Linked DNA regions of Mus musculus: regions 2, 3, 4, 5, 6 and 7 are each linked to region 1. A link is a loop called in an ENCODE intact Hi-C map of the cell type or tissue named here. Cell type or tissue: heart. All regions are shown on one strand.

Region 1 (4,000 bases):
CCCTAGCCCCAAGGAGCGTGTCCCCTTGTTGCTTAGGCCATCATGCGAACCTATGAGAAAAAGGCTGTCGACCTCTACATGCTGTTCAATAGTGAGTTAGCCCTGGTGAACCGGGAGCTGAACAAGAAATGGCCATATCTGGAGCCATACATGACTCAGTACTCTGGACAGGCCCACTGGGTGCGGATCCTTCGGCGACGCATAGACAGAGTCATGAACGTAAGTGCCCGGCCTCTTCTGAACTGTCTTTGGTGAACACCAAGTGTACGGACTGTGTACAGCCTGGGACGGGCAGGGTGAGTTCAGACAGCATCCTTAGGCCAGTCCTCAGGCAAGCCATGATTTGGTTTGCAGAGCTGGCAGGCGTGGTGAGTGGCACAAAGGTCATTTTAACATTCTGTATGAAGGTAGGGAGGAGACATAAGGTTGTCATCTGGGAAGTCAGAGTAACAGGACAGGGATGTGACCTGGAGGTCCAGAGACCTGGGCCAGCAGAACCTGCGCTCTCTGGAAAAACAGGAACAAGGAGCAAGGAGAGGGCAGGACTTTTCTCTTGTTGCTGAGTACTGAGCTCAGGCCAACCTGAGCTATCCAGTGAGAACCTGTCAGTACTCTAGCTTTGGGGTGCAGGTAGGGGTGAAAGCTGGTGGAATTCCTTACCTGCTGTCCTTGATTTATTCTGAGAGAAAGTGAGGGAGGCTGCAGATGACTGGGCTGAGGTGGGCCCGGGGTGCCCTGAACTAGAAGCCCTCAGGCCCTGTGTTTCTCCTCCAGCTGTTGTCCTGGGGGTGCTCACATTGCCTCTCCTTGTGCGCCCACCTTCACAGTGTGGCGTCCTCCCTCTGTAGCACAGCCTCAGCCTCCTTCCAGGGGCTGAGGGGTGAGCAGGTACCTGTGTCGCAGGTCTGTATAAATGAGCTTCCCCTTTGTCTCCCCCACCCCTACCCAGTGCCTTTCCGGAGCCCACTTCCTGCCCCATATTGGGACTGGCGAGGAGAGCATACATACCTATCAGCAGATGGCTCAAGCCATTGATGAAATGGTTCGAAAAACCTTCCAAGAGTGGACAGCGACGCTGGACAAGGACTGCATTCGGCGACTGGACATGTCACTGTTACGAATTAGCCAGGAGAAAGTGGGCATGCTGGATGTCAACTTTGACAAGTACAGGACCCACCCTGGCACCTCCCCCTGTCCTTGGTGCTAGTCTCCTCTCACTCTCCCAAGACCTTAACTCCCATCTTGGGTCCCCTCTTCCATCCCTATCTTTCCTGATGTCTGCTTTAATTGAGGCTGGTTTTCACCATGTAGTTCAGGCTGGCTTTGAACTAGTGATCTTTGGCCTCAGTATGGTGCTAGAATTACAGCTGGACTCCACCATACTCAGATGCTGTCACTGCTTCCTCTTCCTCTTCCTCCTCCTCCTCTTCTTCCTCTTCTCTCTCCTCTTTCTTTTTCCCCCTTGAGCTAGGGTTTCTCTGTGTAGCCCTGGCTGTTCTGGACCTCACTATGTAGACCAGGCTGGCTACAGAATCAGATCCACCACTTCTGCCTCCCCTCCCAAGTGCTGGGATTAAAGGCATGCACCACTGCCACCCGATAGCTATCGCTTCTTAAATTTAGTTTTTCCGAGATTGGGACTGGGGTCTTAAATTCAGTCCTGAGTACTGAAAAAAAATTAGTTTTTACCGCTTATTTAAAGTAAGCAAGCAAGCAGACTACAACTATGATTTTTAACAATTCACCAATGTACTAAACTAGTGATGTCACTGTTCCGGCACTAGATGGCGGTGACAGCTCAGCTAAGTCATCTAACTCTGCTCGCTAGTCTGAGCTTTCCTAAGACAGCACTCTCTCCCACAGCTTTGAAATGTCATTTTCACATTGTTCTTTTAAAAAGGCAACTAGTTCATCAATTATTAAGAATATACAGTGAGTTCCAGGTGTGGTGGCCCATTCTTAGTATCCTAGTACAGGAAGCTGAGGCAGGAGAGTTTTGAGTTGAAGACCAGCCTGGGCCGCATTCCAAAGCAAAACAAAATAAACCCCCAAACCAGACAAACAGTGGGCACTTCGTATGCGCCAGGAACTGATGCAGGGTGTCCCTGTCCTCAAGGGGCCATGTTGTCATTCTCTCGGCCAAGGTTTACTCAAGAGCAGAAAAGGAGAAAGCCGGGGTGGTGAGGTGTCTGTTTCAGGGGCGTGAATCCTCTGGTGCCTCGTCTTCCTAATCAGGAGATAAGTTTCTATGTGGTAGGCTGGGCTCTCCCTTGCCATCACCTGTGTGCCCTGTGGTGAGAGCCCATTCCGGAGCTCCCAGGCCATTGTTCTAGGGTTGGCCTTAGCTCATAACATCTGTATTTGCTGGACAAGGGTGCAGAAGGGAGATGGAGGTCCAGGGACAGATGGGACTATGTTCTGGACAACCGAAGGTGCCTGACCAGGAAGAGCTGACACACAGGAAGTGGAAGAACCAAGATGGAGAGGCAGCAGGAGGGGTGAGGGGCAGACTTTAGTGGGGGGCGGGCTTTAGTGGGGGTTGGGGGTGCGGACACTAGAAGCCACACAGATGAGCAGTTAAGGAACGAAGTGTAGGAAGATGAGGTTTGGGACAAGTAGTCGGGGAGAGGTGGGCATCAGCTCCGGTGAGGTTCTCTGGTTTTGAAGCTTTGGCACAAGGTAGGGCCAAAAGAGCCATAAAATTGCCTCTTATGGCTAGAGAGATGGCTCAGCAGAGAACCTGGGTTTGGTTCCCAGCACCCACGTGGTAGCTCACAAACATCTGTAATTCCAGTTCCCGGGGACATGACACCTTCTTCTGATCTCTATTGGTACCAGGTACTCACATGATGTACACATATGCAGGCAAAACACTTACACACATGAAATACAATAGATAAGTCTTGCCTGGCATGGTGGTGCGTGTCTCTAATCTGGTGGTGCACCTGGGAGGCAGAAGTAAGTGTTTCTCTATGAGTTCCAGGTCAGCATGGTCTACACAGGGAGTTACAGGGCAGGCAAATCATATAGTAAGACCCTGTCTCAAAAACAAACAAAAAGACAAACCCAAAAACTCGAAGTTTTAAATGGCCTCTTACTGATTTGAGATTCTGAAAAAGAAGGAACATTAGGCCCAGATTATATTATAACTGGTTATCTACATAGTATAGAAGCAGATTCACAGCTAGTTATATATTTATATAGACAAACGGTTTAATTGGTTATAACATTTGCAGGCTCGTAATAGGGCTGAATACCACTCCCCACCCCTACTCCTCCTCCAGACAGGGCTCTTCTGGGTAACAGCTCTGACTGTCCTGGAACTTGCTTTGTAGACCAGGCTGGTGTGAAACTCATGGAAATCCACCTGCTTCCGCTTCCCAAACACTGGGACTAAGGGTGTGTGGCACCACCACCCAGCCTAGGGCTGGATATCCCCAAAGGTGCTATGCTAGAGAGTCTCCCTCGTGGACAACCGTGGGCTAACGTGGGTGTGAGCGTACTTGGCCACTCTGTCCTTTCTCCATCAAATATGAGAGCAGTGTGTAGAGCCAGGGAGACGGCTCTAAAAAGTGATGACCTCAGCTCCATCCCTTGAACTCAAGTGGTGGGAAGAGAGCTGACTCCCGAAAATTGTCCTCTGACCTACACACACACACACACACACACACACACACAGACAGAGGCACACACAGGCACACATGCACTCACACGGACACTAAATAAATAAGCCTATAAATCTGAAAGTTTACATTCATAATGCCATCAAAGCTGTGAACAAAAATAAGGGATTGCATTTCAATCATGACATTTTCCTGTCTTAAGTTGATCATGTCAGAGATTTGGCCCCACGCTGTACAGTCAGTGTCTTCTGCACGGCTCGGCTTTCTAGAAGGTGGCATGAGATGCCTGTGTGATTAGGACAGATGACTGCTTTAGTCATCTGCTAGAAACAGGCTTTTCCCTCCCCTGCAGCTTGTTTGTTTGTTTGTTTGTTTGT
Region 2 (4,000 bases), 330 kb after region 1:
GGGTCTCCTGGGGCCTAGCGCCTTATCCCACACCTCCCATCTTCCATCAGGTATACGGAGCTGAAAGTCAAAGGGCTCCTGGACCGCACAGGACTCTGGAGGAGTCTGAGGGAGATGAGAAGGCTGTTTAACTTCCGCAAGACTCCAGCAGCAGGTGAGCCACTGGGGCCAGCATCCTAACCTCTCTGGGATATCAGTCCCCATCTCTGCCAGGAAGCACGAACAAAATTAATTAACTAATTAACTATGAGCAACAATTCACCTTGTGACTTTAGCTGGGCTCCATGCCCTTCCTCCTAGACCTTAAATTGTCCCATAGACACGAAAGAGGTGGTAGGCAGAGGGGACCCTTGACCTAATCTAACAGTTAAACTATGGTTGGGGCTGAGGACAGAGGCCTCACAGTGAAGTCAGGCTGTGGTTTTTCATAAGACTCAACGTCACATCATTACATCATTACTGTTCCTTGGCTTGTTGGCTTCAGAATTAGGTGACAGGGGGACCCACCCTAGTTTTCAGGGTGTCCCAGGAAGTTCTAACGGGGAGGGGGAGAGTTCAGTGGGTATTTACACTGAGGATGAAGTATGGGGCAGAGAGTCCTTTAAGGACTGAGAACAGGAAAGACGAAGGTCCTAAAGACAGAAGAATAGGGGTTTCCCGAGCACGATGCTAGGGACTAGCAACCTGCTGCGAATGATTCTACTGAATGTGCTCCAGGCCATGGGGTGGAGCCAGAGGGCCAGCAGGATGATCAGCCATGGGCTATCAGCTGAGGACAGAGTTTGGTGGCCTCATCAAGGCTGTGGCTGTGTAGGGATAAAGTGGACAGATGGGCAGAGACACCAAGGATGGAGAGTCCGTGGCCCTCAGTGCGGGGAGAAGGAAGTTGCTGCCTAGGGAGATTCTAGGTTCTGCCATGTACAGTCAAGGAGACAACTCGCCATGCCCTGGGATGCCAAGAGGGCTGTGGAGGCTGTGGTGGAGAAGACTCACAGTTATCCTGCATTTGAGGCTAGTGGGCCTCACGAGCTGGTTTCAGGTAGACGGTGTGTATGATGATGATGGCTGAGATTAAGGAATAGTCAGTAACCAAATCCAGGTCAGAAATGAATAGGTACCCAGGAGGGTCAAAAGAGACCTGTAGGAGCCTTGGTGACTGGTTCCCCTCTCCCCCTTCCTCCCTTTCTCCTCCTCCCCCCTCCTGCAGAGTATGTGTTTGCACACTGGCAGGAAGATGCCTTCTTCGCCTCCCAGTTCCTAAATGGCATCAACCCGGTCCTGATTCGCCGCTGTCACAGTCTCCCAAACAACTTCCCGGTCACTGATGAAATGGTGGCCCCAGTGCTGGGCCCTGGAACCAGTCTGCAGGCTGAGTTGGAGGTGGGTGGGGCCCAAACTGCAAGCTCTGCAAACCCTATTAGTTTCTCCAAGCTCATCCCCTACTGGAGACAGAGGGACCAACTCTGCCTTGCATGCCAAGAACCAACTCTCAAAATGGACTCCCTGGGTAACCCTGGGTCTTCTTTCCTTTCCTTTCCTTTCCTTTCCTTTCCTTTCCTTTCCTTTCCTTTCCTTTCCTTTCCTTTCCTTTCCTTTCCTTCTCTTTTTTAAAGATTTATTTATTTTATGCATATGAGTAAACCTCCATTGCTTGCTTCAGACACACCAGAAGAGGGCACCAGACCCCATTACAGAGGGTTACGAGCCACCATGTGGTTGCTGGGAATTGAACACAGGACCTCTGGAAGAGCAGTCAGTGCTCTTAACCACTGAGCCATCTCTCCAGCCCCAACCTTGGGTCTTCTCCCTGCTCCCTGCCGCCTGCTTTAGGAAGCCAGGTGCACTCAGGGCTCCCTTTTCTCCTGCAGAAGGGCTCCCTGTTCTTGGTGGATCATGGCATTCTTTCTGGAGTCCACACCAACATCCTCAATGGAAAGCCTCAGTTCTCTGCAGCCCCGATGACCCTGTTACACCAGAGCTCAGGGTCCGGACCCCTGCTTCCCATTGCCATCCAGGTCTGTAAGAAGGCAGGGGACAAGGGCAATGGCAGAGTACAGAGGGTCCCACTGAGTGGGTGACAGATACTGCCACTGCCTGACTCTCTGCTGCTCTGGTCCACCAGCTCAAACAGACTCCCGGGCCAGACAACCCCATCTTCCTGCCCAGCGATGACACGTGGGACTGGTTGCTGGCCAAGACCTGGGTTCGCAATTCTGAGTTTTACATCCATGAGGCTGTCACACATCTGCTGCATGCCCATCTGATTCCAGAAGTCTTTGCCTTGGCCACATTACGTCAGCTGCCTAGGTGTCACCCTCTCTTCAAGGTCAGTGGCTCAACAAGTTGGTCCAAGCCAGACATGGTGGCACACACCTTTAATCCCTACATTTGGAGGGCTGAGGCAGGAGGATCACAATGACTTTGGGACCTACCTGGTCTACATAGCACAGTTCCAGGAGATCCAGGACTACTACACAGAGACCCTTTCTCTAAACACACAAGGTGGTGTAGCCTGCAGCCAATCCCATAGATTCCTTGGATTATGTTGTATCTTCTGGTTCATGTTCCAAGTGGCCTTCCCTCAGTTGACCTTATCGTCCCAGGCTTGGATGCAGGGCTCCCATTCTGACGGAAGAACATAGGGTAAGGTCATATCCAGGGCCTAAGAGAATGTCTAAGCAGAAATCAGAAAGTGTAAGCCTCCCTGGGAGGGGAAGCCCTGTCTTCTCAGAGAAATGTGCACTTGGTGAGGGAAACACATGCATCCAGCGAGGCCCTAGGCCTGTTCTATGCTCTCCACTCTGAGTCTTCTGACTGTGACTCCCAGCACCTGCTTCTCTGAGTGCGCTGTGAGGAACAGCTCCACAGGGCCAGGCCCCAGCCCTGCTTTCCATGGCTCTCTGACTGCCAGAGGGATAGGACATCTCAGGAAGTTCCCAAGGTTCTCATTGACAAACTGATCTGGTGTCAGCGGGAAGAAAGGCCCGCTGGAAAGCCTTAGACAAGATGCTATGGGGCCTCCCTAACCTTCTTCACTGGGCAGGGAACGCTGTCACAAACTGCACAGTGTCCTTGCTGACTCTCTGTGTGACTCACAGGGCGTTTGGTTTGGGGGAACAGGTTTGAGCTCCCCATCTTGCCATCTCCTTCCAGCTATTGATTCCTCACATTCGGTACACACTGCACATCAACACGCTTGCCCGGGAGCTGCTCGTTGCCCCTGGGAAGTTGATAGACAAGGTAGGAGCTGCCTTTGGAGGGGTGGGAAGAAGATGGAGATCTGGGGTGGGCATGGCCCCTGTTACCCTAGTATCTCTGCTGCCCCTGCTTTTGAAGCTAGGCGTTCTCTCCCTCAGTCCACAGGCCTTGGCACTGGGGGATTCTCTGACCTGATAAAGAGAAACATGGAGCAGCTGAACTACTCTGTCCTGTGTCTCCCTGAAGATATCCGAGCCCGAGGTGTGGAAGACATCCCAGGCTACTATTACCGAGATGATGGGATGCAGATCTGGGGGGCAATAAAGAGGTGAGGGAACCATCCCCAGGAAGCCACATGGGCAGAAAGCCTGGGCAGGAGATGGGGTGCACTGGAAAGGTTCCCACCAAGGAGGCCTTGTGTGGGTTGCCCTGGACAATGGTGCTTCTCAGAGAGGAGCAGGTTTGGAGTCAGGGATTGAATCCAGGTATTCGTTGCAGCTTTGTCTCTGAAATAGTCAGCATCTACTATCCAAGTGACACATCCGTCCAAGATGACCAAGAGCTCCAGGCCTGGGTGAGGGAGATCTTCTCTGAGGGCTTCCTCGGCCGAGAAAGCTCAGGTACAGGGACCTTAGCCCTTGGGCACGGCACCACCCCACCCTCTCTGTGAGGTCCTCAGTTCCCCAGGATGCCTGGCCCCAGCCCAGCTCTTCCCACAGGTATGCCCTCCTTGTTGGATACCCGGGAAGCCCTGGTCCAGTATATCACCATGGTGATATTCACCTGCTCAGCCAAGCATGCA
Region 3 (4,000 bases), 260 kb after region 1:
AGACCTGCCAGCATCCCCTTAGCCACAAGCCAAACCCTGACTGTGTCACCTCCCAGTGCCACAACGCCGAAGTCATCACTGTAGACTGCCCATTCGTCACACTTCAAGGAAGGAGTCTCTTTGGGTGTGAAGCTGATCCTGAGACCTGTGTTGGTCTCACGAATCCCTCTGTGTGTCTTGGGTCTTGCCCATCCTCTCCTTCCAGCCTGCTCTCTGAGGGCTGTGCAGTGCCCTCCCACTCAGCCATCCTGGTAGCAGAGCAGGGTTTATGTGGCTTTCTCAGTTCTTGTCACCTGGGTCACATTGGCTCCACCGTTAGCCCTATGTAACTCGGGCTAACCCATCACATTGCCTGGTGACAGAGTTAGGTTTCAGGGTGAATCCTTGACCAAGATAGACCAGTTTCTATTGTGGTGGCTCATGCATACAACTCCCTTGTGGATGTTGAGGTAAGGTTACAGAGATTTCTAGGGGAGCGTCCTGCATTGAAAGCTGAACTTTAGACGTTCGTTGAAGTCTCCAGGCAAGTAGGGCTATTTTAACTTAAGTCTGGGAGGATGAGAGGCTGGAGCCTCGCAGCCACATCTGCCACCATGAAAGGAGACTCTCCTTTGTGTGCCTCCATACCAACCTGCTAGGCAAGATGTGTCCACTAATGCAATAGTGACATGATTGTCATGGGGGTAACCACCTGTGTCCCGAGAGGATCTGAGGTCTGCCACACAAGATGGCATTCATACTTGATACTTTGGACCCGGTTCAAAGTCCGTAGCTGGAGAGGCCCTAGGCCCTCAGGGTGAATACACTACTTCTGTCTTGCTAAGTCTTGTCAAACCACCTCCTAAATATTTGTGTTTATACTCATAGGCCAGTGTTGCTCCTAGTTGTGTCAAAGAAGGCTCTCTTCTCAGTGAATGATGCTTACTGCAGATTCATGGCTGGTCAAAATGCTGAGAGTGACTGTTGAGTGCTCAGTTATCAACAGGATATCCAGATCATCCTGCCAAGGTGAGGGAACATCACAGAAGAGGAAAGTGGAAAGAAGGTATGAGCCAGAGGATGGGGAGGGAAGCTGGGAAGTGCTGTTCTGGGCGTGAGATGGCCACTGCACTCAGGAACCCATAGCCATTGCACTTGGACTACACAAGACTGGAACTGCCAGCATTCACTCACGGGTGGGGAAGGGCTCCCCCTATGGGCAGCCAATGTTGCTGCGGGGAAGGGAGTCCTTATCTTGCTTGGGTGATGAAGCCACCCACTAGTGAGGTGTGTGTACTTATGCAGGTGGCCCTGGTTAAACATACTGGGCCACAGAACAAAACTAAACACACAGTGATGGAAGGGGGGCTTGTGGGGAAGACTGGGGTAGGAGGAAGCTAAGAAAGAGAATGCGTGTGTCCGGAATGTATTATATACATGTGTGAACTTGTCAAAAAATGAATTTTAAAAAGTAAATAAAGGTAAGCCTCGTGGTCAACAAAGCCGGTTACAGGGGAAGAGTCAAACCCGATAACCCCAGAGTTGTCTACCTGGAACCAGACCGGCCTACAGTCAGGTTCCCTGCCCTACCCAGGACGCTCTTCTGCCTTCTCTAAACCCACTGTCCAGAGAATCATGTTCGAAAGTGGCTCAAGAAAGACATAAAGCAACAGTCTCTAAAACAAAACAAAAACTAACCCAACCCAAAACAAAACAAAAGAAAAATATAAATAAATAAATAACTTAAACATGGTCTACAGCTCCCCCTGGTGGACAATATTGTTTTTTTTCAGAGTCTAGATACCAGGACTCCACCCTAAGGCCTGGTAGTCTGCATACAGTACATCTAGATCAATTTAAAACATCTTTCTTGATTCAAAAGCATGCAGTTGCTGCTATTTATAGTCCTGATCACATCGCATTCCCACAATACTTTGTGGTTTGAAAGTACAATTCCAAAGAAAACATGTCGGGATTGTGCAGTTAATTGAGAATGGACTAGAACGTCAGGAATCAACTGTCATAACTATCCAAAAAGATAAAAAGATGATGGAATAGAAACGACACTGAAAATGTAAGGCCTTGGAAAATTACAGCTCAGTAACTTCACTGATGCCAGGTTTCGTACCTCTCACTTGCCTCTCGTCTCTGAAACCTATCACACGCAAATGAGCAAACAGAGACAGACAGCAATGAAACTGCAACAAAGCTGATCGTTTCCAGCAAATTCAAAACTGGAGAAGATACGTCAGGAGAAAAAAAGAAGGAAAGGGCTGTTTTCCTGTTGAGAGTCAAGTTGTCCTAGGCTCAAGGGAGGCTCCTGGGAGGCAGATGGGCCTAAGGGTCCCGGGTGGCAGAGTTTCTGAGCTGTAGGACCCTAGGAGGAAGATCTGTTATCTATGGTCTGGCCCTGTGGTCAGCCAGAGAAGGAAGCTTGCTGAAAAGCCTAAAGAGGCAGGTGCAGCCCTCTGCAAATCCCAGCTGTCACTCCAACCCAGTGGCTGCCTCTGCTGCCCTCCTGCCACCACCACCACTCTGATGTCAGCTCCCACGAGGGAAACTGAGCCCCAGAGAGAGCAGTATTGCCTTATTATGGTCTCCACAGAACCATGGGCAAAGGAACCCTGGGTACACATGGTCTCTACAGACTGCTCAAGCCTGAGGCATCAGAGCCTTACCTCTGGGGATGCCCTTGGTGGCGGATCTGCAAGAGAATGGACTCCTGCGCTATCATACAGTCCGGGCTGTACTGAGGGAAGAAGACAGCCTGCCAGTGCAGGAAGCTAAAGATGATCTGTGGACACGGTCAGGGAATCCACACCATCTCTAGAGCCTCAGCCTACACCTTCTCTCCCAAGCCTTTCAGAACCATCATCAGTCCTGGAAACCGTGGGTAAGGCAGAGCAGTCTCAGCATCCCGATTCCCCCCTGTCCATACCATTAAGGGCGGAGACTTGGATTGTAGCAAACAGCTTGTAGTAGTAAATGTGTATCATCGAAGTGTAGCAGCAGTGGAAACAGAAATGGGATTCAGTGTGTGTACCAACGCAGAGATGCGCTGGTGGGAAAGCCGGAGGACAGCAGCTCCTTTTACATAAGGTACCCAGAACAGGCAAACTGCTAGAAAACAGAGCAGTCGGATAGGATAGTAGGGAGAAGTAGCCACTGTAGACTAGGCCCAGTTTTCTTGGAGATGATATCTACAGTGACGGTGATCATGCAAAAATGTCAGTTGCTTAACTACCATTGAACTGTACATTTATAAATGGTAAAAATTGAAAAATTTATGATATATATATATATATATATATATATCCATTTGCTGAAGAAAAAGAAGCAACCAGAGAATAAAAAATTCTTGGAAATTTAGAACATAATGGCAAAAATGGAAAACTAAAGAGGAGCAGGGAATCATGAGAAGGGCTGCTTTAAAATCAGCATGACTCAGAAAGGCATCCAAGGAAAAAAACCCTGAGGACTCTATTTGGATTCATAATTATTTCCATCTTTAGTCAGTTCTATTTCCAAACAATTCTGTGGTCTCAATCTAAAAAGAAAAGAAAAGAAAAAAAATCAGGCACAAACTCAAAAGTACAGTGTTTATTCCACAATGTAAAAAAAGTCCTTGGGTTGTTGAGATGGTTCAGTGGGTAACGGTGCCTGTCACACAAGCCTGCCCTTCTGAGTTTGATTCCAGAAATGCTTGGAAAGGCAGGAGAAAACTCACTCCACCAAGATGTCCTCTGACCTCCGCATGTGTGAGCACACACATGTTAATAAAATAACTCAATATAATAATAATGATGATGATGATGAAACATCTTCTGCACCATCCCTCAATGTGAAGGCAAGCAGGGGGACCTTAACAGAAATAGGGGCGAGACCTAGGGGAGATGCCAAACGGAGGAAGAGCTTGACTGTTTTTAATTGGGGGTGGGGGTGGTGAGCGCAGTTGCTCATGGAAGCCAGAAGAAGATGGATCCCATGGTGCTGGGTTACAGGTGACTGCTAACCACCTTCT
Region 4 (4,000 bases), 250 kb after region 1:
TGATGGCTGTCAGGACCCATGAGTGCTTCCGGGGCAAGGGCTTACCTCTGGTCTTCGGGAGTCTCTTGTTTTTGGAAGTCTCTGCTCACAGCTCTTGCCTGGGCTCTTCTGTACCCCTCTGGGGGCGGGGTGCTAGTGTGCTTGGAACTAGCCGCCCCAGGAATCGCCTGTACTTCATGCAACTAGTTTGACCTGTTCTACCTGTGATAAAGACAAAAGATGACTAGAAAAACCCTTCTGTGATGAAATTAGGTAGTTTATAGAAGGGAGGGCTCCCAGGCTGCTAGAGAAGCATCCTTCATCTGCCAGTGCTTTTACTAGCTGTCATGGGGGCTTCTTCCTCACTGGGTTGTCACCTGTAGGAGGGGCTATCTGAAGATGCAGTGGATCTGGTCCTCTGAGGGTCCTCTGAAGCTGGCACAGCGTAGACAGAGGCTCCCAAAAGTCTCCAGTCTTAGAGTGGTAGGCAAGACAGCCATGTTAGCTCCCCTCAATGGAAAGGAAGTGTCTGTGGGATGTCTGCAACAGGTTTAAAGTCTCCTCCCAGTGTCATTGTCCAGCTTTGAATCTCCCTCAGGTAGCTACAAGGGCTTTTAACACTGTCAGTGATTGCCGTGGCCACAGCAGGATAAATAACTCAGGCGACTTGATTGTCAGCTCCCACTGCCTCTGGAAATGGCCGCAGGTCCTTCAGCAGAAGTGGCGATAGCACTCGCGGTATCAGCGGACTCAAGAACTGAGGAGATGGCTTCTGTGGTTCCTGCTCCAGCCTTCCTCTCTGTGGGTCCTGGGATCGGTGCTTGGCTTTGGCCTTGGCAGCTGCTGCTTCAGCAGGGCATTGGGAAAAGTCTGACAGCGATCAATAAGGTCTCCCATTTACCCCACCAGAGAGATTTCATCTTTTGAAAGGGGGGGGGAATGTGTGCGGGGTGCTTGTGACAAGGATTTGACCCACAGTAAAAGACTTCATCATTTTCTTTCCTGACAATTTTTAACCTTTATCCCAATAACCCAAGGGGTGGGGGAAGGGCTCTTGATCTCGGTTGTTAACCCACGCTTCTTTCTCTAGCTTTTCGGGATATGTAGTTAAAGTCTGTGACCACCCTACCACACATCGGCACCCAGAGCGTCTCTCTGCTGTCTACCTGGAACTTAGTGCCGTGCGATCGACAGCCCAGCAGCCCCCACATTTCCCTCACTTGCCTTTGCGTTACTGAGTCATACCAGGAACACTGAAGGAGAAGAAGAAAAGTTTAAGTCGCCGACTTCCTAGAAGCCAGACGACATTGTACATTGTACTCATCTCTGAACTTGCTTTTGAGCAAGCCAGGACTTCCGCTCTGGTCTGGGGTTGTTTTGTTTCCCTCAGAATTGCACCTGAACAAGAACACAAAGCAAATTTAGAAACAAGCATCTCCTGTCCTCTGATCACTGAGGCCTGCCTCCCTATCCCTGCCTCCCCCCAAAAAGAGCCGCAGGATCCTTTAAAGTAAAAGGTTCCTTACTGAGATGAAGATGGTGAGAGTCTGGGGGCCTCAGCCCAGAGAGCCCCAGGCAGACACGGACAGTATGAATGGCACCCAGAGTCCATCTCTGACTCAATTAGGCGGAATCAATCTTGTCACTGAGTTTCCAAGGAAATTCAATTAGAGGTCAAGTGTAGGAAGCCGGCTAACGGTGGCTTAAGCAGCAGACATGACAGGCGGTCGATAGCTGCCTGGGGATGAGATGGACTTCAGAGTCCCTGAGTCTGAGCGAGAGGCAGGAGCGGTCGAGGAAGAGACTCCTAAAGGACCTGACCACCCAGGGTCCAAGCCAAGTACAGAGACCGCAAAGGAAGGACCCACACGGCTCAGTTACCAGGTATTCACAGGGCATGGGAAGGGTCATCAGGACCCAGGAGGGAGCTGTGGCACCAGTGTGTGCAATCCGTATGGGCAGAAGCCTTTGTGCCCAGTCACACACAGTGAGGCTAGAAGAAAAGTCTTAACACTTGATGAGAAAGGTCGAGGTTGGGAGGTGCTGCCTCTGTTAAACTTGGAGTCGTTTCCCCCTCTAGTGGTCACGCAGATCTTTACAAGGGCACGTTGTTTGTAAATTAAAAACAAAACAAAGCCAAACAACAGAAAACAAAAAACAAAAACACCTCCAAAACCCAAAAACCAACCAACCAACCAAACAAACAAAAAACCCAGAAATTAAATAAAATGACTAAATTTAGTACAATAGACAAAAACCTTAGGCTGGGCATGACAGTGCACACCTTTAATCCAGCATTCAGAGGCAGAAGGAACTCTTGTGAGTTCAAGATTAGCTTAGGCAACATAGAGAGACCCTGTTGTTAATAATAATAGTAATAGTGCTGGAGAGGTGGCTCAGTGGTTAAAAGCACTGATTGCTTCTCCAGAGGTCCTGAGTTCAACTCCCAGCAACTACATGGTGGCTTACCACCATCTGTAATGGGGTCTGATGCCCTCTTCTGGTGTGTCTGAAGACAGCTGCAGTGTACTCATATACATTGAATAAACAGTATCTTTTTAAAAAATAATAATGGCCAGGGGGATAGCTCAGTGGGTAAGAACATGCCCTATGACTTGAATTGGACCTCTAGGACCCACACTGTAGAAGAAGGGATCTAGACACAGACAGACAAACAGACAGACATGCACACACACGGTGAGGGAGGAGATAAATACTAAAGAACTTTTAAACACATGAACAGAAGTGAAATACAAACTCAGAGAGAAATGTAAGATAAAAACCAGTAATGCCATTTTTCCCTACTTAATAGACTGGCAAAGAACCCCAGATCCAAGGTTGGACATCATACTCCGATGGTCATTTGAGAGAACCTGATAACCTTGCACTTCCCCCTTGACAGCACAAGCACACACTGTAAGGTACTCGCTTATCTATGCAGCATGACAGAAAACCTCTGAGACGCTCACAGCCACAGTGAAAACAACCCAAGTGCCGGATCCTGGGAGACTGCCTATGTGTAAGTCACATGGTGGACTAAATATAATACAGAGTGTGGGGGTGGGGGAGGAGGAAGAAGTCTGTGTACTGATTTGAGTTCCTAGGCGGCCATTACTGAGTACTGCAGGTGCGGGAGGAGAGAGGATGCGCTTGCTCGCTGCCTCTTCAACAGAAAGGAGGGGGCGGGGCAGAGCGCACACTTGGGGGAAATGTCTCTTTTACTGGAAGAGGAAAGAGAGAAGACAGGGGAGGAATTGCTGTTCCATGCCGTCCTTTTACAGCAATGTGATTCTTAAAGATATACATCTTTTTTTTTTTTTTTTTTAGTTTTTAAAATTTCCCAAGACAGAGAGATGGTCTGCAGATAGTGGGGTTGAACTTGCCCTCTGGGAATTGGGAAAACACTAGGGAATTACAAGGCAGAGAGCATTTCTGGAAACCCCTCCCCCACAGCTGGAGGCATAGAACTCAACACATTATGGAAGTGGCCTTAGCAAGAGGATTTGTTTTGGGGTCTAGGATGGAACCTGGGGTGATACTAGGCTCTGCCGCAGACACATCGCAGCCCATAGTTCTGTATTTAACATTTTAAAAATTATGTATGTGTTCTTTGCCTATATGTGTATCTGTGCACCACACAAGTGCTTGATGCCCAGGGAGACCAGAAGAAGATGTCAGATTCCCTGGAACTGGAGTTACAGATGGTTGTAAGCCACCACGTGGATATTAGGAATAGAATCCTGGTCCTCTGGAAGAACAGCCAGCGCTCTTAACCACTGAGCCAGCCTAGTTCTGTGGTTATTAAAATTATTTATTTTTCACATAGTTCCCAAGAGTAAGACTCGAGAAAAGAACACACAGACTCACTTACCAGAGGACCCACAGTACACAGGGTGAGGATAACGCCTGGAGCCAGGGTCCGGCTTCATCACGTGACGGGGTCAGGCTTCATCACGTGAGGAAACCGACCTCTTTTCTGGATGGAGTAACAGCCAATCAGAGCTGCAGCGTCTCTAGACTA
Region 5 (4,000 bases), 320 kb after region 1:
TGGGCTTTCTGTTGTTTTTAATGTTACTGAAGACCAGCCTTAGTCCGGGGTGATCTGATAGGATGCATATGATTATTTCAATCTTCTAGTATCTGTTGAGACCTGTTTTGTGACCAATTATATGGTACATTTTGGAGAAGGTATCATAAGGTGCTGAGAAGAAGGTATATTCTTTTGTTTTAGGATGAAATGTTCTATAGATATCTGTTAAAACCATTTGGTCTATCACTTCTGTTAGTTTTACTGTGTCTCTGTTTAGATTCTGTTTCCATGATTTATCCTTTGATGAGAGTGGGATGTTGAAGTCTCCCACTATTATTGTGTGAGGTGCAATGTATGCTGTGAGCTTTACTAAAGTTTCTTTTATGAATGTGGGTGCCCTGGCATTTGGAGCATAGATGTTCAGAATTGAGAGTTCATCTTGGTAGATTTTTCCTTTGATGAGTGTGAAGTGTCCTTCCTTATCTTTTTTGATAACTTTTGGTTGAAAGTTGATTTTATTCGACATTAGAATGTCGACTCTAACTGGTTTCTTGGGACCACTTGCTTGGAAAATTGTTTCCCAGGTAGTGTCTTTGACACTGAGGGGTGTTTCCTGTATGCAGCAAAATGCTGGGTCCTGTTTATGTATCCAGTCTATTAGTCTATGTCTATTTATTTGGGAATTGAGTCCATTGATGCTAAGAGATATTTAGGAATAGTGATTGTTGCTTCCTGTTATTTTTGTTGTTAGAGTTGGAATTTGTGTGTGTGGCTATCTTCTTTTAGGTTTGTTGAAAGAAGATTACCTTCTTGGTTTTTTCTGGGGTATAGTTTCCCTCCTTGTGTTGGAGTTTTCCATCTATTATCCTTTGTAGGGCTGGATTTATGAAAGGATATTGTGTAAATTTGGTTTTGTTATGGAATATCTTGTTTTCTCCATCTATGGTAATTGAGAGTTTTGCTAGCATTTGTGTTCTCTAGGGTCTGTATAACATTTGCCCAGGATCTTCTAGCTTTCATAGTCTCTGTTGAGAAGTCTGGTGTAATTCTGATAGGTCTGCCTTCATATGTTACTTGACCTTTTTCCCTTACTGCTTCCAATATTCTTTCTTTGTTTTGTGCATTTAGTGTTTTGACTATTATGTGACAGCAGGAATTTCTTCTCTGGTCCAGTCTATTAGGAGTTCTGTATGCTTCTTGTATGTTTATGGGCATCTCATTCTTTAAGTTAGGGATTTTTTTCTATAATTTTGTTGAAGATATTTACTGGCCCTTTAAGTTGAGAATCTTCATTCTCTTTAATACCTATTATCCTTAGGTTTGGCCTTCTCATTGTGTCCTCGGTTTCCTGGATGTTTTGGGTTAGGAGCTTTTTGTATTTTGTATTTTCTTTGACTGTTGTGTCAATGTTTCCTATGGTATCTTCTGCACCTGAGATTCTTTATCTCTTGTATTCTGTTGGTGATGCTTGCATCTATGACTCCTAATCTCTTTTCTGGGTTTTCTGTCTCCAGGGTTGTCTTGCTTTGTGATTTCTTTATTGATTCTATTTCAGTTTTTAGATCCTGAATGGTCTTGTTCAATTCCTTCACCTGTTTGGTTGGGTTTTCCTGTAATTCTTTAAAGGATTTTTTTTGTGTTTCCTCTTTAAGGGTTTCTACTTGTGTTCTCCTGTATTTATTTCATCAAGGGAGTTATTTATGTCCTTCTTAAAGTCCTCTATCATCATCATCATGATCTGTGACTTTAATTCACTCTTGCTTTTCTGGTGTGTTGGAGTATACAGGGCTCCTCCCTGTGGTGGGAGAACTGGGTTCTGATCATGCCAGATACCCTTGGTTTCTGTTGCTTTTGTTCTTGCCCTTGCCTCTCACCCTCTGGTTATCTCTGGTGTTAGCTGGTCTTGCTGTCTCTAACTGTGGCTTGTCCCTCCTGCAAGCCTGAGCGTCAATACTCCTGGGAGACTAGTTCTCTCCAGGATGAATTTGGGTATGGAGAGCTGTGGCACAGGGTCAGTTCTAGGGAGCAGACAGAAACCTGAAGGAGCCTGTCCCCAGCTGTTCCTTGGTTCCCATGTCCTGATGATTCTGAGTGGTTCCTCTTGGGCCAAGAATTTGAGCAGAAGTGTTGTTGTTACAAAAATAAAAGTACTCAACAGCATGAAATCTAAGCCCTGCCTAAATGTGTGCTGTTAGCATTGTTCCCCATCTATTCTCAGTGTGGACCCTCAGCACTTACAATTGAAGTAAGGCTTCAAACCCTAGCATTATCATCTTCTTGGTGCCAGTCAGAGAAGGCAAGCACTCAGGCCCACCTCATACCTACCAAGTGAGAATCTCCATTTTACCAAGATTCCCCACATGAAGCCAGTACTGGGTTGCTTGAGACAAAGAGTTTGGCCACCACCTGGTGGCAGAACACTTTAATTGCAACCTGCCCGTTGACATCAAAATCTCAAATCTAAAACATTTTTCATTATTAAATTGTTGAATACTGGTTATTGAACCTAAGTCTTTTGCATTCTGAGTAAACACACATTACTAATTTATATCCAGGGCCATCTTAATATTTTTATTTTTATTTATTTTTTTAAATGTGTGCTGGGCAGTGTTGTGCATGCCTTTAATCCCCAACCCTCAGGAGGAAGAAGCAGACTGAGCTCTGATTTTGAGAATAACCTGATCTACTGAGCCAGTTCCAGGATAGCCAGGGCTACACAGGGAAACCCTGTCTCAAAAATTAAAAAACAGAAAAAGAAAAAATTCCCTATAATTAATTTTTTTACATGTTATGTGTGTATGAACACAACCAATCATATGCATGTGGAGGTCAAACACGTTAGGCTTAACAAGTGCAGGAACTTTTTCTTCGAGCCCTGCTGCTCCTGCCATATTTATTTCATATATGTGGGTACACTGTCACTGTCTTCAGACACACCAGAAGACTGTATTGGTTGCCCATTACAGATAGTTGTGAGCCATGCCCATTACATGTGGTTGCTGGGAATTGAACTCAGGACCTCTGGAAGAGTAGTCGGTGCTCTTAACCGCTGAGCCATCTTTTCAGGCTGTGCAGTAATTTTTGATGTTTAATTTTTACTTTTTAAGATTTTTTTTAAAAGTTTATTTTATACATGAGAGCTCTTTCTGCATGTGCACCTGAAGGCCAGAAGAGGACATCAGATCTCATTACAGATGGTTGTGAGCCACCATATGGCTGCTGGGAATCCAATTCATGACCTCTGGAAGAGCAGTCAGTGCTCTTAACCGCTGAGCCATCTCTCCAGCCCCTTAGTTTTAGTTTTTTTATGCTGGAGATTGAACCTAGGGCCTTGTCCATCTTAGGCAGGTGCTCTACTGCGAGCCATATTCCCAGCCTTTTAAATTTTGTTTTGGTTAGAGAAAGGGTCTCACTACATTGGCCTCAACTCTAAAAGACTAATTTTTAAATGACCCAAACACCAAATGTTAAGCTCCTTTCTAGGTCACGTTCCCGACATCTACACACTATAATCCAGACACTTAAGAGACCCCAGGGCTCCAACCTCACATTCCTCCTGTTGACCCAAGTTAGGTCATATGCTCAGAAGTCTCCCTGTGGGGACATGTAGCTTCTATCCAACCCAGTGAGCATAGAAGGGAGGGTCTCAGGAGAGCCCCTCCTGGCAGAAGGGGGCTGGCTGTGGCCAGGGTCCCCTGGGGCAGGGATTCTTCTCTCTCCATGCAAGGGCTCCTGAAGCTGCTGCTGATCATTCACCTGTCTGTCCCACTTCTAGCTGGAAGACTTACATTGAAGGTTGGCCTCGCTGCCTTGACCACGAGACTGTGAAAGACTTGGACCTCAACATCAAGTACTCTGCGATGAAGAATGCCAAACTCTTCTTTAAAGCCCACTCCGCGTGAGTGTCTTAGTCAGGGTTGCTATTCCTGCACAAACCATCATGACCAGGAAGCAAGTTGGGGAGGAAAGGGTTCAGCTTACACTTCCACATTGCCGTTCATCGTCAAAGGAAGTCAGG
Region 6 (4,000 bases), 81 kb after region 1:
ACATGAACACACACATAGATCTATACACAGTAGATACATAGACACACACACACACCTGATATCTGCCCCCAGGTTGGGATTCAGGAAGTCTCTGGTAGGCTCTGTGATTTTTTGTTGTTGTTGTTGTTTTGTTTTTTTGTTTTTCGAGACAGGGTTTCTCTGTGTAGCCCTGGCTGTCCTGGAACTCACTTTGTAGACCAGGCTGGCCTCAAACTCAGAAATCTGCCTGCCTCTGCCTCCCAAGTGCTGGGATTAAAGGCTTGTGCCACCACGGCCCGGCTGGGCTCTGTGATTCTTTAATCAGCTTCCAAGGAGCTGTCGATCCTGGTCTATTTCATCTTTCATTGAATTTTTAAAACTTACATTCATTTACTAATTCTCTGTGGAAGGCGGCATGCACATGTATGGCACAGCCAGCCTGTGAAGATCAGTGGTCAGATGACAGGAGGCCGTTCTCTCTTCCCAGCCTGTGGGCTCTAGGGGATCAAACCCAGGTCCCCCCAGGCTTGGCAGCAGGCTCCTTTAGCTGCCGACCACCATGGCAGCCTGTGGATCACATTTTGGACAGCGGAGTACTTCTCTTCCTGGACTCCTCTACAGACCCATCAAGTCCAGCTTGTTTCAGGTCGAGGGTGGACTTGTGTTCCACCCTCTTTTACCAGGGTCCTCATCTTTGAATGGCACAGCTGCCAACCCACGTCACACCCATGCCAGCAACTTGAAGTTGCTCTAATTGACCAGCTCAAGGCAGTTGCTGGGTTCTTCTTATAGGTATTTCTGATCCCGTCCCCCTCCCTGCCCCGCCTACCAGGGCTGGACCTTAGTGCATATTTTCACAGAAACTGCACAGCATCTCTCCCCCCTCCCGCCCCCAGTAGATTACCCTGCCCCTGTGTCCCTCCTAGTCTGTTCTCCAGTTGTGGGTGTCTGTCAGACTACCAGGCATGAAAATGACCCTGTTGCTCCTGGCTTAACCTCTTTAGTGGTTGTCATATCTTGAGGGATCCCGAAAGGCCTCTGTGACCTGGCCTCCCCCTGCCTCAGTTTGTCACCAGCTGTGTGGGCAGCACTGCTAACTCTCACCCCGTGTGTGCCCTTTCCCCCTGGGCATTCCTTGCCCTTTCCTCCTGGGCTTTCCTTGCACTGCGAGTCTTCCCTGGAACACTCAGCTGTGCCTCTCATGTCACCGGATAATCCCTACACACCTCAAGACACCTGCTCTCAGGATCAGACACAGCTGGGCACCATGCCTTTCAGTTCCCTAGACACCACTTTGAGCTCATCATGACGGCCTCTGGGTCCCTATGTCAGAGCACGCTGCCTCCCTGCTGAGCTGTGATTTCCTCACGGACCTAGACCATAGCTTACTTATCTGTGTCTTCAGGGCTACAGAGTGCCCAGCAAGATAGTGAGAGAAAAATCAATGTTTTGTTTATTTAATGGAACTAAATGCCTAGTTATGGATGGACACTGGGAAAACTCAATCTCTCAAGGCCCCCGGGGCCTTGGTTGTTTCCAGGAGGTTTGGGTTAGACGCTGGCTACAGTCCTCCTGGGTAAGGCTGTGACCGTTACCCACTGAGCGAGCATTCGTGCGGGGCAACTCACCCCACATTCCTCCACCCCCTCCATCTTCCCTGCCCATTCCTCTGTGCCTCCCAGGTACACCTGCCGAACCCTTTTTGAGCGCCACAAGCTTCTGTTCAGTTTTCACATGTGCGCCAAAATCCTGGAGACGTCCGGCAAGCTCAACATGGATGAGTACAACTTCTTCCTGCGTGGGGGTGTGGTGAGTTGGTGGGAGGGCACCTCCCTGCACGGGGGTCACATGGGGATGGCAGCAGGTGTGTGGAGGAGGCCAAGTCAGAGGGAGGGCAGAATCGAAGGCTCCCCAGAAACGTGAGTACTCGGAGCACCTGGGGCTGAGGGGCTGACTTGTTACGTGACTCTGGAGACCCACTTCAAGCTGGTCATCTGATCACCTCTTACATGAAACCCAGGTATACTTGACTCTCTTCCTTAAAAAAAAAAAAAAAGTCAGCTGAGTTTCATGTACTTATAACCTCAGCAGGACAGTGAAAGATGGAGACAGATGCTTACCACCCACCTAGCCTGACCTAGCCTAATTGGCTAGCTTCCAGTTCAGGGAGAGATCTGATCTCTAGGGAATAAGTGAAGAGCAATGGAGGCACCCACCATCATTCTCTGCCTTTCACACACTTGCACACCTGCACGTACACCACACGCACACGCGGCGTGTGCACACACACCAAAGTGGAGGGAAAAACACAGATTTTCGTTTAAAAGCATGAGTATAAGAACAGATGGGAGGAGTATGCCAACAGTGGGTGGGTTTGGAGCTATTTCTGCCACTAAGCCACCAGAGGGCATCAGCTTCCTAAACTTTAACTGTTGTGGGTATGCAGTGCCCCCCCACCATGCATCCCTCAGTAAAGGTGGCTTTGCGTCCATCTTAGATTCCTGTCTCCTCATTAGGCATTCACTCTGCTTCACAGAAAACCAACACCAAACACACACACACACACACACACACACACACACACACACACACACACACACACGACGGGAGGAGATAACTTAAAATATCATGTTTTATTTTTAATTAAAACATAGCAATTGGGCTGGTGAGATGGCTCAGCGGGTAAGAGCACTGACTGCTCTTCCAAAGGTCCCGAGTTCAAGTCCCAGCAACCACATGGTGGCTCACAACCACCCATAATGAGATCTGATGCCATCTTCTGGTGTGTCTGAAGTCAACTACAATATAATAACATTATACATTATATTAATAATATACAACAATAAAAATAAATCTTAAAAAAACATAGCAATTGCACAGTCTTACTGGGTATAGCGTGGCTTAATTTTTTTTTTAAGATAAGGTTCTTTATAGCTTATGCTAGCCTAGAATGCACTGTATAGCCCAGGCTGACCTTGAATTCCTGGTCATTTTCTTGTCTAGCCTGGCACCTGGGTGTTTTGGTGACAGGCACCATGCCTGGCTTGCAATGAGGTGTTTCAGTATCAGTACATACATGTGTGTGTGTGTGTGTGTGTGTGTGATGACCAGATCAGGGTAGTTGGAATATTCATTAAAACAAACATTTAGAGCCGGGCATGGTGGCGTACCCCTTTAATCCCAGCACTTGGGAGGCAGAGGCAGGCGGATTTCTGAGTTTGAGGCCAGCCCCAGGACAGCCAGGGCTACACAGAGAAACCCTGTCTCAAAAAAACAAAACAAACAAACAAACAAAAAACCAAAAAAAAAAAACCAAAAACCCCAAAACTAATACAAACATTTGTCTTTTGTTGTTGTTGTTTTATTTTAGGAACTTTCCTTTTGAGGGTTCTAGGCATCTTCTCTCTCTTCCCCAAGGTCCTGGATCGTGAAGGCCAAATGGACAATCCATGTACCAGTTGGCTGGCAGATGCCTACTGGGATAATATCACAGAACTGGACAAACTGACCAACTTCCATGGGCTCATGAACTCCTTTGAGCAGTACCCTCGGGACTGGCACCTGTGGTACACCAACTCTTCCCCGGAGAAGGCCATGCTGCCAGGTGCCAGGCTGCCAGCCCCCGCCTCTTCGGAGCCCGTTTGACCTTCCCTTTATCCACCCCACACCCACCCCACACACTCACAAATGCAGCCCCTGAAGATTCTCCACCTTTGAGATTCCTTCCTGACTGACTCTCAGGGCTGCTGTTCTCTCGTCTGCAGGTGAGTGGGAGAATGCGTGCAATGAGATGCAGCGGATGCTGATCGTCCGCTCCCTGCGTCAGGACCGAGTGGCATTCTGTGTTACTTCCTTCATCGTGTCCAACCTTGGCTCTCGATTCATTGAACCGCCTGTGCTAAACATGAAATCGGTCCGTGGTTCTGCCTTCTTGCTCACACAGCCCAGCAGCCCCTGCCTGTCCACACCCTCCCCTCGGTCCTGACATCACCCCTGTGCTTCCAGGTGATGGAGGACTCTA
Region 7 (4,000 bases), 110 kb after region 1:
TTCAAATCCTACAACCACATGGTAGCTCACAACCGTCCATAATGAGAAACAAATAATAAGGAACCTATGGGCCGGAGCAAGAGGGAGAAGGGGAAGAGGGGGAAAAAAGAGTAACAAAATAAGTTAAAAAGAAGAAAGAAAGAAAGAAAGAAAGAAAAAGAAAGAAAAGAAAAGAGTGGCCAGGTAGGGCTGGCACACACCATTAATCCCAGCAGTGAGGCAGAGGCAGGTAGATCTTTGTGAGTTTGAGGCCAGCCTGGTGAGTTCCAGAACAGCCAGGGGTATACAGAGAAACCCTGTCTGGTCTGTAAAAAACAACAAAACAAACAAAAGAGAATTAGAATGAATTATAGACTACTTCTCATCCATGGTTAGTTTTTTTTTTTTCCTTTTTTTAATGCAAAATTTTAAGCAGTATAAAACCAGAGGAAACAATGAAGAAACATAAAAATCAATTCCGTGTCCTTTATACCTGGACATTCTCTCCTCCCAGGGAGTCATTTGGGAGGTACTCGAAGCTCGACTAAATCTTTCACTTGAGCCATTCATTGGTTTTCTAGCATGTGGGCATATGAATGCCTAAGAATTCTAGGCGAGAGACCTGAGGCATGAAGTAGTTGCAGAAAGGGGCTGAGAAGGAGGCAGCCTCGTCAGCTTCCTAGGATTGTGATTCGTGCCCATTCCTTGGTGCTGAATTCTGCCAAATCTCTGTCCACGTCGTCAGAGCCCTGGCCTGGAAGGAAAGGGGTGAGCTGAGCCTCTGACCTGACTGACATCTTGTTTGGCACTCCTTTCAGACTTAGGCCTTTTCTCCACCAAGACTCTGGTGGAGGCGAGCGGTGAACATACGGTGGAGGTCCGTACCCAAGTACAGCAGCCCTCAGACGAGAACTGGGACCTGACAGGTACCAGACAAATCTGGCCCTGTGAGAGCTCCCGTTCCCACACCACCATCGCTAAATACGCACAGTACCAGGCCTCGTCCTTCCAGGAGTCACTGCAGGTGAGGATCAGGCACAAGAGGGAGTAAGGGTGCTGGGCTTACTGGGTCAGGGCTTCAGGAAGTCACTGACCCACGTACCTGTGTGACCAAGCAGGAGGAGAGGGAGAGTGAGGATGAGGAATCCGAGGAACCAGACAGCACTACAGGAACCTCTCCCAGGTGAAGTACAAGTTTGTCCCTCCCTGCTTCTCTCTCTCTCCTCCCTTGGCTCGCCATCAACCTGTCTGTGATTTTTGCCCCAGCAGCAGTGCACCGGACCCCAAGAACCATCACATCATCAAGTTTGGCACTAACATCGACCTGTCTGATGCCAAGAGGTCAGTGAGGCTAGACCAGTGAAACTGGGATGCAACCCTGCTAGGTACTGGTCTGGGACACCCTCTTAATTTCGTCGGCATTCCTGTGTCCACAGGTGGAAGCCACAGCTACAGGAGCTGCTGAAACTGCCCGCCTTCATGCGGGTAACATCCACAGGCAACATGCTCAGCCACGTGGGCCACACCATCCTGGGCATGAACACCGTGCAGCTATACATGAAGGTCCCTGGCAGCCGAACGCCAGGTGTGCTTTCCACTGCGCATGCGTACTGTGCTGGCTGCGCGCACTCTTAGGCCTTAGCCAATGAGGGCAAAGGGCGTGGTTGTCGCTCCTTGCTCGCCTGCATCAGACCTTCTGTGACGTTCTATCTCCCTCTGCAGGCCACCAAGAGAATAACAATTTCTGCTCAGTCAACATCAACATTGGCCCTGGGGACTGCGAGTGGTTCGCGGTACATGAGCACTATTGGGAGACCATCAGCGCCTTCTGCGACCGGTGCGCATCACCCCTTGCAAGTCACCCTATCACCTCGGGTCCTTGGGTTTCCCACCTGACCCTGTGACTGCCCTCTCCACAGGCATGGTGTGGACTACTTGACTGGTTCCTGGTGGCCAATCTTGGATGACCTCTATGCGTCCAATATTCCTGTTTACCGCTTCGTGCAGCGCCCTGGAGACCTTGTGTGGATTAATGCAGGGACTGTACATTGGGTGCAGGCTACCGGCTGGTGCAACAACATTGCCTGGAACGTGGGGCCCCTCACCGGTAAGAGGCTGGGGTCGGGTCATCATGGGGTACGTATGAGGAGCGAACCCTGGAGGGGAAAACTGGGTCTGGAGAATCAGAGTCTGAGGGAAGAAGGGGCCGGGGGCTGGTTGAGACCCCTGCATGACTTCCTCTGGCCTACAGCCTATCAGTACCAGCTGGCCCTGGAGCGATATGAGTGGAACGAGGTGAAGAACGTCAAGTCCATTGTGCCCATGATTCATGTGTCCTGGAACGTCGCTCGAACGGTCAAGATCAGCGATCCTGACTTGTTCAAGATGATCAAGTGAGACCCCTGTTTGGTTACCAGCCCGTCCCACCTGGCTTGTTCCCCACCCTTGTTCTTCCTGGCTCCCCATTCTTCCCCTGCGTCTGCAGCATGTCCTTAAGACCTTAAGTGTCACTGTGCTGGGGACATGACAGAAGCCCTGCTCTCATCTCATAGCCGTTGTTTCCTGTGGTCCAAACACACACACAAAACCTTGAAATGTCAAGTGTGACATATTCAAGACGGGAAATGCAACTCAGAAACGAAAAGAAAGGGAGGGTTGCCCAGGGAAGTCCGTGGGGCTAGGGTCTCTGGAGCTCCACCCCTGCCCATCTGCCATCCTCCAGCCTTGGCACCCCGCTGGAGCCTTGTCTCAACACCCACCCTTTGGGTCTTGCTCAGGTTCTGCCTCCTGCAGTCAATGAAGCACTGTCAGGTACAGCGGGAGAGCCTGGTGCGGGCAGGGAAGAAGATCGCTTACCAAGGCCGTGTCAAAGACGAGCCTGCCTACTACTGCAACGAATGCGACGTAAGTGTGCAAGCTCTTCCCCCTGCCTGGAAGAGACCTAACAGTAGTAGTGACTTCTTAGTGACAGCCGCTTTCTCCTGGCCAGGTGGAGGTGTTCAACATCCTGTTCGTTACAAGTGAGAATGGCAGCCGAAACACGTACCTGGTGCACTGCGAGGGCTGTGCGCGCCGTCGCAGCGCGGGCCTACAGGGCGTGGTGGTGCTAGAGCAGTACCGCACGGAGGAGCTGGCGCAGGCCTACGATGCCTTCACACTGGTGAGAGCGAGCGCCTGGGCTCCAGAGGGGGCGCGGGAGCGGCCGGTCCCCATCCGCCCACCACTGAAGCTGCCCACTTTCTCCCCGCAGGCTCCCGCCAGCACGTCTCGATGAGGCCGGACGCCCCGCTCGCCCGCCCACGCTGGGCGCGGCGGGGCCACCAGCACACGCCTGGGCTGGACCTAGGTCCCGCCTCTGGCCGGGAAGGGGGTCGGGCCCAGCCCTTCCACCCTATTGGCAGCTCCCCTCACTTAATTTATTAAGAAAAAAAAAATGTTTTTTTTTTAACAAATACGAGGAAAAAAAAAGGAAAAAAAATGGGAGACGGGGAGGGGGCTGGCAGCCTCTCGCCCACCAGCGCCTCCCCTCACCGACTTTGGCCTTTCTAGCAACAGACACAAGGACCAGGCTCCGGCGGCGGCGGGGGTCACATACGGGTTCCCTCAAGCCTGCCCGCCGCGCGCCCGCCCGCCGCCCGCCGGCGCAGACGTTCGCGGCTCGTTGTGTACATAGACGTTCGGCAGCCGAGGTTTTTAATGAGATTCTCTCTATGGGCTTTACCCCTACCCCTGGACCTCCTTTTTTTTTTTTTTTTTTTTTTTTTTTTTACTTCCAATGCTAGCTGTGATCCCTGTATATGTCTCTTGTTTATTCACTTGGTTATGATTCGTATTTTTGTTCTTTTTGTTTTTTGGTTTTTAATTTATAACAGTCCCACTCACCTCTATTTATTCATTTTTTTTTTCTCTTTTTTTGGGAAAACCCGACCTCTTACATCCCCAAGCCATCCCTCCTGCCTCTTTGGGAGGCCCACTCCTGGGCCTTCCCTGCGCCCCAGTATGTCCGGGCTTGGCCCGTCTG

The links. Peaks named below come from ENCODE experiments on the same cell type or tissue, not always from the same donor. Only the 100,000 strongest peaks of a DNase experiment are listed, where the experiment ranks them.
Region 2: a loop joins it to region 1, with 2.4 times the contacts of the local background. A loop is called at or near these places in 4 of 42 quality-filtered maps.
Region 3: it touches region 1 in a loop (4-fold over the local background); 38 of 42 quality-filtered maps call a loop at or near these places.
Region 4: a loop joins it to region 1, with 7 times the contacts of the local background. A loop is called at or near these places in 41 of 42 quality-filtered maps.
Region 5: it touches region 1 in a loop (2.7-fold over the local background); 4 of 42 quality-filtered maps call a loop at or near these places.
Region 6: a loop joins it to region 1, with 5 times the contacts of the local background. A loop is called at or near these places in 17 of 42 quality-filtered maps.
Region 7: a loop joins it to region 1, with 5 times the contacts of the local background. A loop is called at or near these places in 28 of 42 quality-filtered maps.

Annotation. Positions count from the first base shown.
Region 1 is chr11:69,511,840-69,515,839 of GRCm38, reverse strand. Dnah2 (dynein, axonemal, heavy chain 2) reads left to right here. Exons shown (of 86, transcript NM_001081330.1): 11 at 37-219; 12 at 950-1,164. Among named protein-coding and RNA genes, the nearest start is that of Dnah2, 35 kb to the left of the region's middle. In heart, a CTCF peak has its summit at 1,777 (motif pointing right); no DNase peak of the experiment used is centred here; H3K27ac peaks cover 669 bases; H3K27me3 peaks cover 1,034 bases.
Region 2 is chr11:69,185,989-69,189,988 of GRCm38, reverse strand. It overlaps Alox8 (arachidonate 8-lipoxygenase), which reads left to right. Exons shown (of 14, transcript NM_009661.4): 5 at 51-154; 6 at 1,208-1,380; 7 at 1,869-2,015; 8 at 2,123-2,326; 9 at 3,154-3,240; 10 at 3,357-3,526; 11 at 3,697-3,818; 12 at 3,918-4,000. Among named protein-coding and RNA genes, the nearest start is that of Alox8, 9.9 kb to the left of the region's middle. In heart, no CTCF peak of the experiment used is centred here; no DNase peak of the experiment used is centred here; H3K27me3 peaks cover 705 bases.
Region 3 is chr11:69,255,726-69,259,725 of GRCm38, reverse strand. Gm40039 (a long non-coding RNA gene) reads left to right here. Exons shown (of 4, transcript XR_879967.2): 3 at 868-1,008. Among named protein-coding and RNA genes, the nearest start is that of Gm40039, 4.4 kb to the left of the region's middle. In heart, CTCF peaks have their summits at 1,186 and 1,757 (motif pointing left); a DNase peak (open chromatin) is centred at 1,215; H3K27me3 peaks cover 443 bases.
Region 4 is chr11:69,265,530-69,269,529 of GRCm38, reverse strand. No RefSeq gene overlaps it. Among named protein-coding and RNA genes, the nearest start is that of Gm40039, 5.4 kb to the right of the region's middle. In heart, CTCF peaks have their summits at 2,050 (motif pointing left) and 3,104; a DNase peak (open chromatin) is centred at 3,059; H3K4me3 peaks cover 689 bases; H3K27ac peaks cover 1,980 bases; H3K27me3 peaks cover 892 bases.
Region 5 is chr11:69,191,404-69,195,403 of GRCm38, reverse strand. Alox8 (arachidonate 8-lipoxygenase) reads left to right here. Exons shown (of 14, transcript NM_009661.4): 4 at 3,758-3,880. Among named protein-coding and RNA genes, the nearest start is that of Alox8, 4.4 kb to the left of the region's middle. In heart, a CTCF peak has its summit at 2,399 (motif pointing left); no DNase peak of the experiment used is centred here; H3K27me3 peaks cover 502 bases.
Region 6 is chr11:69,430,642-69,434,641 of GRCm38, reverse strand. It overlaps Dnah2 (dynein, axonemal, heavy chain 2), which reads left to right. Exons shown (of 86, transcript NM_001081330.1): 73 at 1,662-1,788; 74 at 3,397-3,583; 75 at 3,744-3,892; 76 at 3,985-4,000. Among named protein-coding and RNA genes, the nearest start is that of Kdm6b, 16 kb to the right of the region's middle. In heart, a CTCF peak has its summit at 2,358 (motif pointing right); DNase peaks (open chromatin) are centred at 1,861 and 2,371; H3K4me3 peaks cover 273 bases; H3K27me3 peaks cover 403 bases.
Region 7 is chr11:69,399,079-69,403,078 of GRCm38, reverse strand. It overlaps Kdm6b (KDM1 lysine (K)-specific demethylase 6B), which reads left to right. Exons shown (of 24, transcript NM_001017426.2): 15 at 798-1,003; 16 at 1,098-1,162; 17 at 1,249-1,320; 18 at 1,416-1,564; 19 at 1,702-1,816; 20 at 1,899-2,086; 21 at 2,231-2,372; 22 at 2,757-2,883; 23 at 2,969-3,139; 24 at 3,230-4,000. The coding sequence ends at 3,253. Among named protein-coding and RNA genes, the nearest start is that of Tmem88, 2.8 kb to the right of the region's middle. In heart, a CTCF peak has its summit at 1,694 (motif pointing left); DNase peaks (open chromatin) are centred at 1,638, 2,758, 3,098, 3,578 and 1 weaker place; H3K4me3 peaks cover 950 bases; H3K27ac peaks cover 1,133 bases.